Regions from separate parts of the Homo sapiens genome. Here region 1 is linked to region 2. Evidence: read pairs that join two places in POLR2A ChIA-PET (ENCODE). Cell type or tissue: MCF 10A. All regions are shown on one strand. Links, peaks and the distances in the headings refer to the core of each region. The heading gives the core; the rest is flanking DNA. Region 1 overlaps REPS2 (RALBP1 associated Eps domain containing 2). Region 2 overlaps RBBP7 (RB binding protein 7, chromatin remodeling factor).

Region 1 (4,406 bases), core at 241-4,240, 230 kb after region 2:
GCTATCTCGGATAAATTAAGTGACAAAAGTATGATGCAGAATGTGTATGTTTATAAATGTGTAGACAATTTCAGGATGATGCTAAAGAAACTGGTAATGATAGTTGCTTCTGGGCAAGGGGAACAGTATGACTGAGGACAGGACTGGGAAACAAGCTTACTTTCTGTTGAATGCCTATTTGTATCTTTTTAATTTTGGCTCATGTACAGATGTCACCTATTATAAAAAATTTGCTTTTCACTCTTTAGCTGCAATGATGGTATCTGAAAGTACCAGAGATGTCTTTCCTGCCTGAGGTTACCTATCTCAATCTTCCCTACGATTCTGTATTCAGGGTATCTTTATGACCATCTGCTACCACCTCCTGGAATGCAGCTGAAATGACAGAAATGTTCCGAGCACTTTTTTTTTTTTTTTTTTTTTTTGAGATGAAGTCTCGTTCTGTCACCCAGGCTGGAGTGCAGTGGCGTGATCTCAGCTCACTGCAAGCTCCGTCTCCCGGGTTCATGCCCATTCTCCTGCCTCGGCCTCCCAAATAGCTGGGGACTACAGGCACCTGCCACCACGCCCTGCTAATTTTTTGTATTTTTAGTAGAGACGGGGTTTCACCGTGTTAGCCAGGATGGTCTCAATCTCCTGACCTCATGATCCACCCGCCTCAGCCTCCCAAAGTGCTGGGATTACAGGCATGAGCCACTGCGCCCAGCCCCGAGCACTCTTTTAAGCTCTGATGCGTTCTTCAGATTCCATTTCAGTGCCTTTCCAACACTGAGGAGTAGTTCTGGAGGACCTCCCAAAGATTACATTGTGAGATGTATAGTTGGGTAAAACGTCATGGTAAGGGCTCTGTCTTAACTTGGAAGTGGCTGTGTTTATTGAGTGGCGAATTGAGAAGTCTTTCCTCGGTTTTCTATAAATGAATATTTGTTTCTGTAACTTAAGAAGTAGGTAAACTCCTTGGGAGTAAGAGATGTTCCTAATACCAAACTTACCTTTCAGGTTCTCTAAAAGATGAATTTGGCCACAAAAGCAGCTCTGACCTTATATATTTCCTTACTGTATTTTTCCTGTGAGTGCTACTTGTTTCTTTTAAAATCTGGTAGGACTATGGGATTCCTGACCCACCCCAAACCTTTGGGCCCACAGTGCACAGCTATCCAAGGGTTCAATTTGGCAGTCTGGGCAGTTTTTTTGTTTTGTTTTGTTTTTTTGTTTTTTTTAAATGAAAGCGTTATTGAGATGTAACCCATATACTATAAAATTCACCTTTTTAAAGTGCACAATTCAGTGATATTTAGTATATTCATAGTGTTATATATAACTATCAGCACTATGTAATTTCAGAATATTTTCATCCCCCTCAAAAGAAACCCCATACCTATTAGCAATCATTCCCATTCCCCCCTTTTCTTCCTCTATCCCTTGGCAACCACTAACTTACTTTCTGTTTCTATGGATTTGCCCATTCCGGAATTCTGTATTAATAGAATCATATAATATGTGGTCTTTTGTGACTGGCTTCATTCACTTAGTATAATGTTCTCAAGGTTCATCCATGTTGTAGCATGAATCAATACTTCATTCCTTTTATGGCTGAATAATCTTTCATTGTATGGATAAACCACATTTTGGATATTTGGGTTGTTTCCACTTTTTGACTATTGTGAATAACTCTGCTATAGACATTCATGTCCAAGTTTTTGTGTAAACATATTTTTTCTTTCTCTTGAGTATATAGGTAGGGCTGGAATTTCTGGTTCATATGGTAACTAACTCTATGTTGAACATTTTGAGGAGCTATTGAAGTATTTTCCAGAGCAGCCAAACCAATTTATTTCATTAGCAATTTATGAGGATTCCAATTGTGTTTCTTCACGTCCTCAAAACACTTGTTATTGCCTTTTTAATTTTAGCCATCCTAGTGGGCATGAAGTGGTATTGTGATTTTGATTTGCATTTTCTAATGGCTAATGATGTTATACATCTTTTCATGTACTTATTGGTCATATTTATGTTGTCTTTGGAGAATGTTCAGAATCTTTGCTCATTTAAAAATTGGGTTGTCTTTTTATTGTTGATTTGTAAATGTTCTTTATATATTTTGCATAAAAGTTCCTTTACAGATATTTGATTTACAAATATTTTCCTTCGTTCTGTGGGTTGTCCTTTCATCTTTTTGATGGTGTCCTTTGAATCATAAAAGATTTTAATTTTGATGAGGTCTAATTTATGTATTTTGTTGCTTGTGCTTTTGCTGTCATATCTAAAAAACCATTGCTTAACTCAAGGTCACAAACACTCCTCTTTTCTTCTAAAAGTCTTATAGTTTTAGGTCTTACATTTACGTCTTCGTTCTGTTTTGAGTTAATTTTTTTATATGGCATGAGTTAGGAGTCCAAATTCATTTTTCTGCATGTGGATATACAGTTGTCCCAGTACCATTTGTTGAAAAGACTATTAATTATCCATTTAATTTTCTTGGCACCTTTGTTGAAAATCAATTAACCATAAACATAAGGATTTATTTCTGGACTCTCAGTTCTGTTCTGTTGGTCTATAGGTCTATCCTTATGCCAGTACCACAGTGTCTTGATAATTGTAGATTTATAGTAAGTTTTGAAATTGCGAAGCGTGAGTCCTCCTGCTTTATTCTTTTTCAGGATTGTTTTGGTTATTCTGAGTCCCTTGCATTTCCACATGAAATTTATGATCAGCTTGTCAATTTCTGTAAAAACAAAAAAGCCAGCTGGGATTTTGGTATGGCTTGCATTGAATTTGTATATCAGTTTGGTTAGTATTGCGGTTTTAATAACATTAAGTTGTCCAATGCATGAACACAGGATGTTTTTCCATTTATTTAGATCTTTAAGTGTCTTTCAACAATGTTTCAGTATACAAGTCTTGCATTTCTTTTGTTAAATGTATTCCTAAAAGTTTTATTCTTTTTGATATACATTATACATTATTTCTTGGAGATATCCATGTCAGTACTGATAATTTTGTATTTCTTTTATATATCATCTATATGCTGGCTGCTCTGTTAAAAACCGTATTATGAAAAATTTCAAATTTATGCAAAAGTTGAGAACCTCCACCCCCATATTATTTTGAAGCAAATCCCAAATATCATATAATTGTATATATAAACTCTTTGTATATCTCTCTAAGAGATAAGGTCTTAAAATACTTGAGCACAATACCTTTGTCATACATAACAAAATTAACAATAATTCTTTAATATCATTTAATATTTGGCCAGTGTTCCTATTTCCTGAATTGTCTCAAGTTTGTCTTTTTATACTAGTTTGTTCCATTCAGAATTCAATCGAGGGCTACATGCACATTGCACTTGTTTTGGCATATTTTAAGTCTCTTAACTGATAGGTTCTTCTCTCAGTCTTTTTTTTCCTCTTTGCTTTTCATTTATTCATAAAAAGTCATCTACCTTGTAGACTTTTTCACATTCTGTATTTTGCTGATTGTTTGTTCTTCCATCCCATGTATTTCCTATAAACTAATAGGTAGGTCTAGGCTTGATTAGAGTTAGTTTAGATTTTTGACAAGAATACTACCTAAAGATGCTGTGTACTTCTTACTGCACCACATTAAGAGATCTCTAGTGTCTAATGCCTTTATTTTTGTGGTGTTTGATTGATTAATGGGTTTACGTAGTATTGGCCTGATCCATGTGTTATGATAAAGATCCCAGCGACCTTTCAAATAATGGTTTTATCAGCTATTGATCATCATTGCCTACATCCAGTGGTGTGTCAGTGAATGTTTAACAACCGGCCACTTGCCAATTTTTATGGTGTAAACACTCCTGCCATGGCTAATTTCATTCCTACTGATGTGTTACTGAATGTGGAGTTTGGAACAGATGCACACAGTTGGCTCTCACAAGCTGGCATGAGCTTTTTCCAGCAAACCACTGCTTAGATCCATTATTTCATTGGTAGTTGCAAAATGGCGATACTCTATTTTTTCTACCTTTATTAATTGGGACTATGGTTTATTTAAGCATTTTCCTATTGTTGGACATTTAATTTGTGACTATTATGAAGCTTGTGAGCTGAAGGAGATCATAAAACATAATTCTCAGTACATCAGTAAATTCTTTATATACATCTGAATTTATAGAATTGTATGAAAACTGAAATAGACTTCAGTAATGGTGACCAGAAAAGTGTCTTATTCAACCAGTATTTAATGAGCATTTACTGGGTACTTGGCACTTTGGAGGATCCCAAGAGGGATATGGATATGCCCCCAAACTCTGCTAATCAATGTCACAGTTGTGTGTGATTGTTAGAAGGGTTTAGAGTTTGGGTGGTTGCTAACTAGAATGATCAGTGGATTTGTGGGCAGGGGGTGCACAGGGCTGGTGAGCTAAACTTTGAAGGATA
Region 2 (4,406 bases), core at 238-4,237:
TGCCTCAGCCTCCTGAGCTGGGATTACAGGTGCAAGCCACCATGCCTGGCTCATTTTTTTTGTATTTTTAGTAGAGACGGGGGTCTCACCATATTGGCCAGGCTGGTCTTGAACTCCTGGCCTCAAGTGATCCGCCTGCCTTGGCCTCCCAAAGTGCTGGGACTACAGGTGTGAGCCACTGTGCCCGGTCAAGAGATTGAATTTAAATGCTAACATCTTATTTAAAATAATTTCATTACAAACAAAACTATTCAACTATATAAGTTTGAGGTAAACACAAGAGAGAAAATATAAGCAAACAGAAGAGTATGTGGCTGCAGCCTCCATGTGAGGTGCAGAGGAAAAGGACACTCCACTGTAATGAGGGGGAGGGGAGACTGAGTACAGTGGCAGGCAAGGACACTGATGCTGGAATTTCTACCTACATACATTCAGACATTCAAGTACCCCAAATTCACTTAGACAACACAACAAATCACCAAGAGCCCGGCGCTCAGCATCTACTGAACACAAATGCACATCCTAAAAGTTTACACTGGGATGGGAAGACTGGGAATTAAAATTAAACTCTGCCTCTCACATAGCAAAAGCCTCATGGACAAGTCTTTCACTTCATGGCAGAAACCACCACAGACATCAGGAGATGGGACAGGTAAACGACACTGGGCCAGAAACCTCTACTAGTCTACTCTGAGAGGTCAAGGCCTGGCGCCCACAGACAGATCCCCAATGATGTGCTCCTTGAAACGTCAGCAGAGCCCAAGCAGAGGCCATGGGGCCTCTGCTTGGGCCTCAAAGGTCACAGCAGCCCACAAATAAGGAGGCCTCATGATGTGGGCCTTGACATCCTATCACAGAAAGAGTTAAGAGGAAAGTTTTAATGAAAAAATATTGCAAGGTATAGGGCAACGATTCTCATTCAATAGTTAATAAGAAATAATACCATGAAGGTATATTAGCACTAATTATAGTTCCACCGACACTGGTATGGGTTTTTTTTTTTTTTTTAATTCATAGCACGTGATCATGAAAGGGCTTCATCTGTTTTTATTAAATCACCTTTTTTTTTTTTTTGAGACGGAGTCTCACTCTCTTGCCTAGGCTGGAATGCAAGGGCACAATTTTGGCGCACTACAACCTCCGCCTCCCGGGTTCAAGCAATTCTCCTCCCTCAGCCTCCCGAGTAGATGGGATTACAGGTGTATGCCACCAAGCCCAGCTAATTTTTTTGTATTTTTAGTAGAGACGGAGTTTCACCACGTTGGCCAGGCTGGTCTTGTACTCCTGACTTCAGGTGACCCACCCACCTTGGCCTCCCAAAGTGCTGGGATTCCAGGCGTGAGCCACTGTGCCCAGCCACATGAAGGACTTTCTGTAACAAAGCTATTTCCCAGTAATGGCTATTTTCCCAGTAACAAAATTTTTTTTTACACAATACATATGCCCTCAGTCTCTGTTGTTACTTACACATGAAGACACTCAATGTGTGTGAACTGAAGAGAAAGGAACATGTGGTGCTCCTGCCATTCACACTGACTCAGAAGGACCTGGCAAGATTAGCATGATGCTTGGCATGTGGGTAGCCCCTGGTAAATGTCAGCTATTATTATTACTACCAATTCCCAGCCTGGTCTCTTCAAAAGGTACTAGTAATTGGGTTACTGAGTACAATCCACTTATCCACTTTCCCTACTTGGGAAACCGTCTCATACACACTTTGAGGGAAGCATCCTTTCAGAGAGCCTATAATCCCAGCTCTTTGGGAGGCCAAGGAAGGTGGATCACTTGAGCCCGGGAGTTCAAGACCAGTTTGGGCAATACGGCAAAACTCCATCTCTACAAAGAATACAAAAATTTGCTGGGTGTGGTGGTGGGCGCCTGTAGTCCCACCTACTTGACAGGCTGAGGTAGAGAACCACTAGAGCTGGAAAGGTGGAGGGTGCAGTGAGCCGAGACTGAGCCACTGCACTTCAGCCTGGGTGACAGAGCAAGACCTTGTCTCAAAAAAAAAAAAAAAAAAAAAAAAAAAGTGAAAAGACAACAGAATGGGAGAAAATTTTTGAAAATCATAGGGACTTATACCTAGAATACATAAGAAACTCTTATAACTTGACAATAAAAAGACAAAATTAAAATATGGACAAAGAATTTGAATACCTATTTCTCTAAAGGAGATATGCAAATGGCCAGTAAGTACAAGAAAAGATGCTCATCATCATTAGTCATCAGGGAAATGCAAATTAAAACCACAATGAGCTGGGCGTAGTGACTCATGCCTGTAATCCCAGCACTTTGGGAGGCCAAGGCAGGAGGATTGCTTGAGCCCAGGAGCTCAAGACCAGCATGGCCAACATGGTGAAACCCTGTCTCTACTAAAAGTACGAAAATTAGCTGGGTTTCATGGTGCATGGCTGTAATCTCAGCTACTTGGGAGGCTAAGGCAGGAGAATCGCTTGGACCTGAGAGGTGGAGGTTGCAGTGAGCTGAGATCGTGCCACTATACTCCAGCCTGGGTGACAGAGACAGACTCCGTCTCAAAAAACAAACAAAACAACAACAACAACAACAACAACAAAAACCAACTCCCCACCCCCAAGCCAAAAACAAACAAAAAAAAACCCAGGAAATACCACTTTATGCACACTAGGATAGCTATAATAAAAAAGACAAGCATTAGTGAGGATGTAGAGAAACTGGAACATTTGTACATTGCTTGTGGAAATGTAAAATGGAAAGCCACTTTGGAAAACAGTTTGGTAATTCTTCAAAAAATTAAACAGAGATACCATATGATCCAATAATTCCACTCCTAGGTATATATCCAAGAGAAATAAAAACATACATCTACACAAAAACTTGTAAACAAATGCTTGTAACATAATTCAAAATAGCCCCAAAGTAGAAAGAACTCAAATGGTTCATCAACTGACAAATAAGCTAACTGTGGTATATCCATACAGTGGAATATTGTTCATCCATAAAAAGGAATGGAACATAAGTAATGTTACTTGAAAACATTATGCTAAGTGAAAGAAGCCAAACAGAAAAGGCCATATATGAGATTCCATTTACATGAAATACCAAGAACAGATAACTCTATAGAGACAGAAAATAAATTAGTGCTTACCAGGAGCTGGGGGAAGGCAGGGAATGAGTGGGGAGTCACTGCTTAATGGGTATGGAATTTCTCTTTCAGAGAGCGAATGAAAACATTCTAGAATTAGTGGCAATAGTTGTGCACCTTTGTGAATATACTAAAACCCACTGAACTGTACACTTAAAAAATACTTTATATTAATCAGGTCCCACAAACACTCTACAGTTTCCATTTTAAGGGCCTGGAGGGTCCTCTTTTAAATAATGGGAGGCCTTTTGCCTATGCTCCCTCCATTCTAAGGCTACTTCAAAAGAGCTCTGTGGAATCCGAAGACTCATACAGGGCAGTATGAAAACCATCTCTCTAAAGTCCTGGGGGAATGTTACCACAATAATCAGCAGTATTATCTTAGAAAACCTTTCATCTATATAGTACTCCTTCAGCACAGCTGTGACACGTCAGCTCTCACTATATGAACAAATTACAAAGAATACGTTTCTCACATGGTCATCAGATGCACTTAGGAGATGTCCACTCAAATTTGAATTCCAGGAGAGACCATAGCCTTCCTTCTGGTGACCTCTTAATCTGAGATCAGGATTACATTCTCCACTTGGGTCTAAGAAAAGATGAAAAACATTAAGTTATTCTCTGTTTATCAGAACTGGTGAGAATAAATTCTCACTCCTTCATTGAGTGAACCATTACAGCAACTGCACACGAACGAGATCTGGTCTTTAATACCCAATGCAAATTGAGCCTCATGACCATTAGATGATTGGTTTCTTTGGAAAACCTAATACTATCCCCAACACAAAAATATTAAAAACTATAGCTATCCTACAAATTTGGGCAGTGGTGACCGTATCCCCGCAACCCCCCAATTTTTTAGAAATATTTCTAACACAACAGGTCTGGTTGCTCAGTCCTTGCATGCCTCTAGGGTAGCCTGCAACCATAAATGACCCTTGGCCAACCCCTGGGAATGTGACCCTCAGAAAGTTCTTCACGTCACTGACTGATAAAGTTTTGTAAGCCCAGAGCAGTGGGGTATGCCATAGGGACCTGTCAAGACTTGTAGGATTGTTTAGCAAGATTCACAATGTATTTGGCTTCACTATTGGGGTCCTCAATTTTGTTACCATGGCTGGTCATAGAACAGGATGTGCCCACGCCAACAGACCTCCACAAAAATCCCAGATTCTGAAACTCAAATGGGCTGCCCTGGGTAGAGACATTTAGCACATGTTCCTATGGTTTGCTGCTAGAGACAAAACATGTCCCACGTGGCCCTGGATGGGAAGGACTC

What was found. ChIA-PET counts read pairs that join two places held together with the same protein. Peaks named below come from ENCODE experiments on the same cell type or tissue, not always from the same donor. Only the 100,000 strongest peaks of a DNase experiment are listed, where the experiment ranks them.
Region 1: POLR2A ChIA-PET joins it to region 2 with 5 read pairs; 4 of 35 experiments call an interaction of 5 or more read pairs at or near these places.

Annotation. Positions count from the first base shown.
Region 1 is chrX:17,082,676-17,087,081 of GRCh38, forward strand. The region is part of intron 13 of REPS2 (RALBP1 associated Eps domain containing 2); the gene reads left to right. Among named protein-coding and RNA genes, the nearest start is that of REPS2, 140 kb to the left of the region's middle. In MCF 10A, for the core only: no CTCF peak of the experiment used is centred there; no DNase peak of the experiment used is centred there.
Region 2 is chrX:16,853,994-16,858,399 of GRCh38, forward strand. It overlaps RBBP7 (RB binding protein 7, chromatin remodeling factor), which reads right to left. Exons shown (of 12, transcript NM_002893.4): 5 at 3,601-3,716. Among named protein-coding and RNA genes, the nearest start is that of RBBP7, 14 kb to the right of the region's middle. In MCF 10A, for the core only: no CTCF peak of the experiment used is centred there; a DNase peak (open chromatin) is centred at 2,248.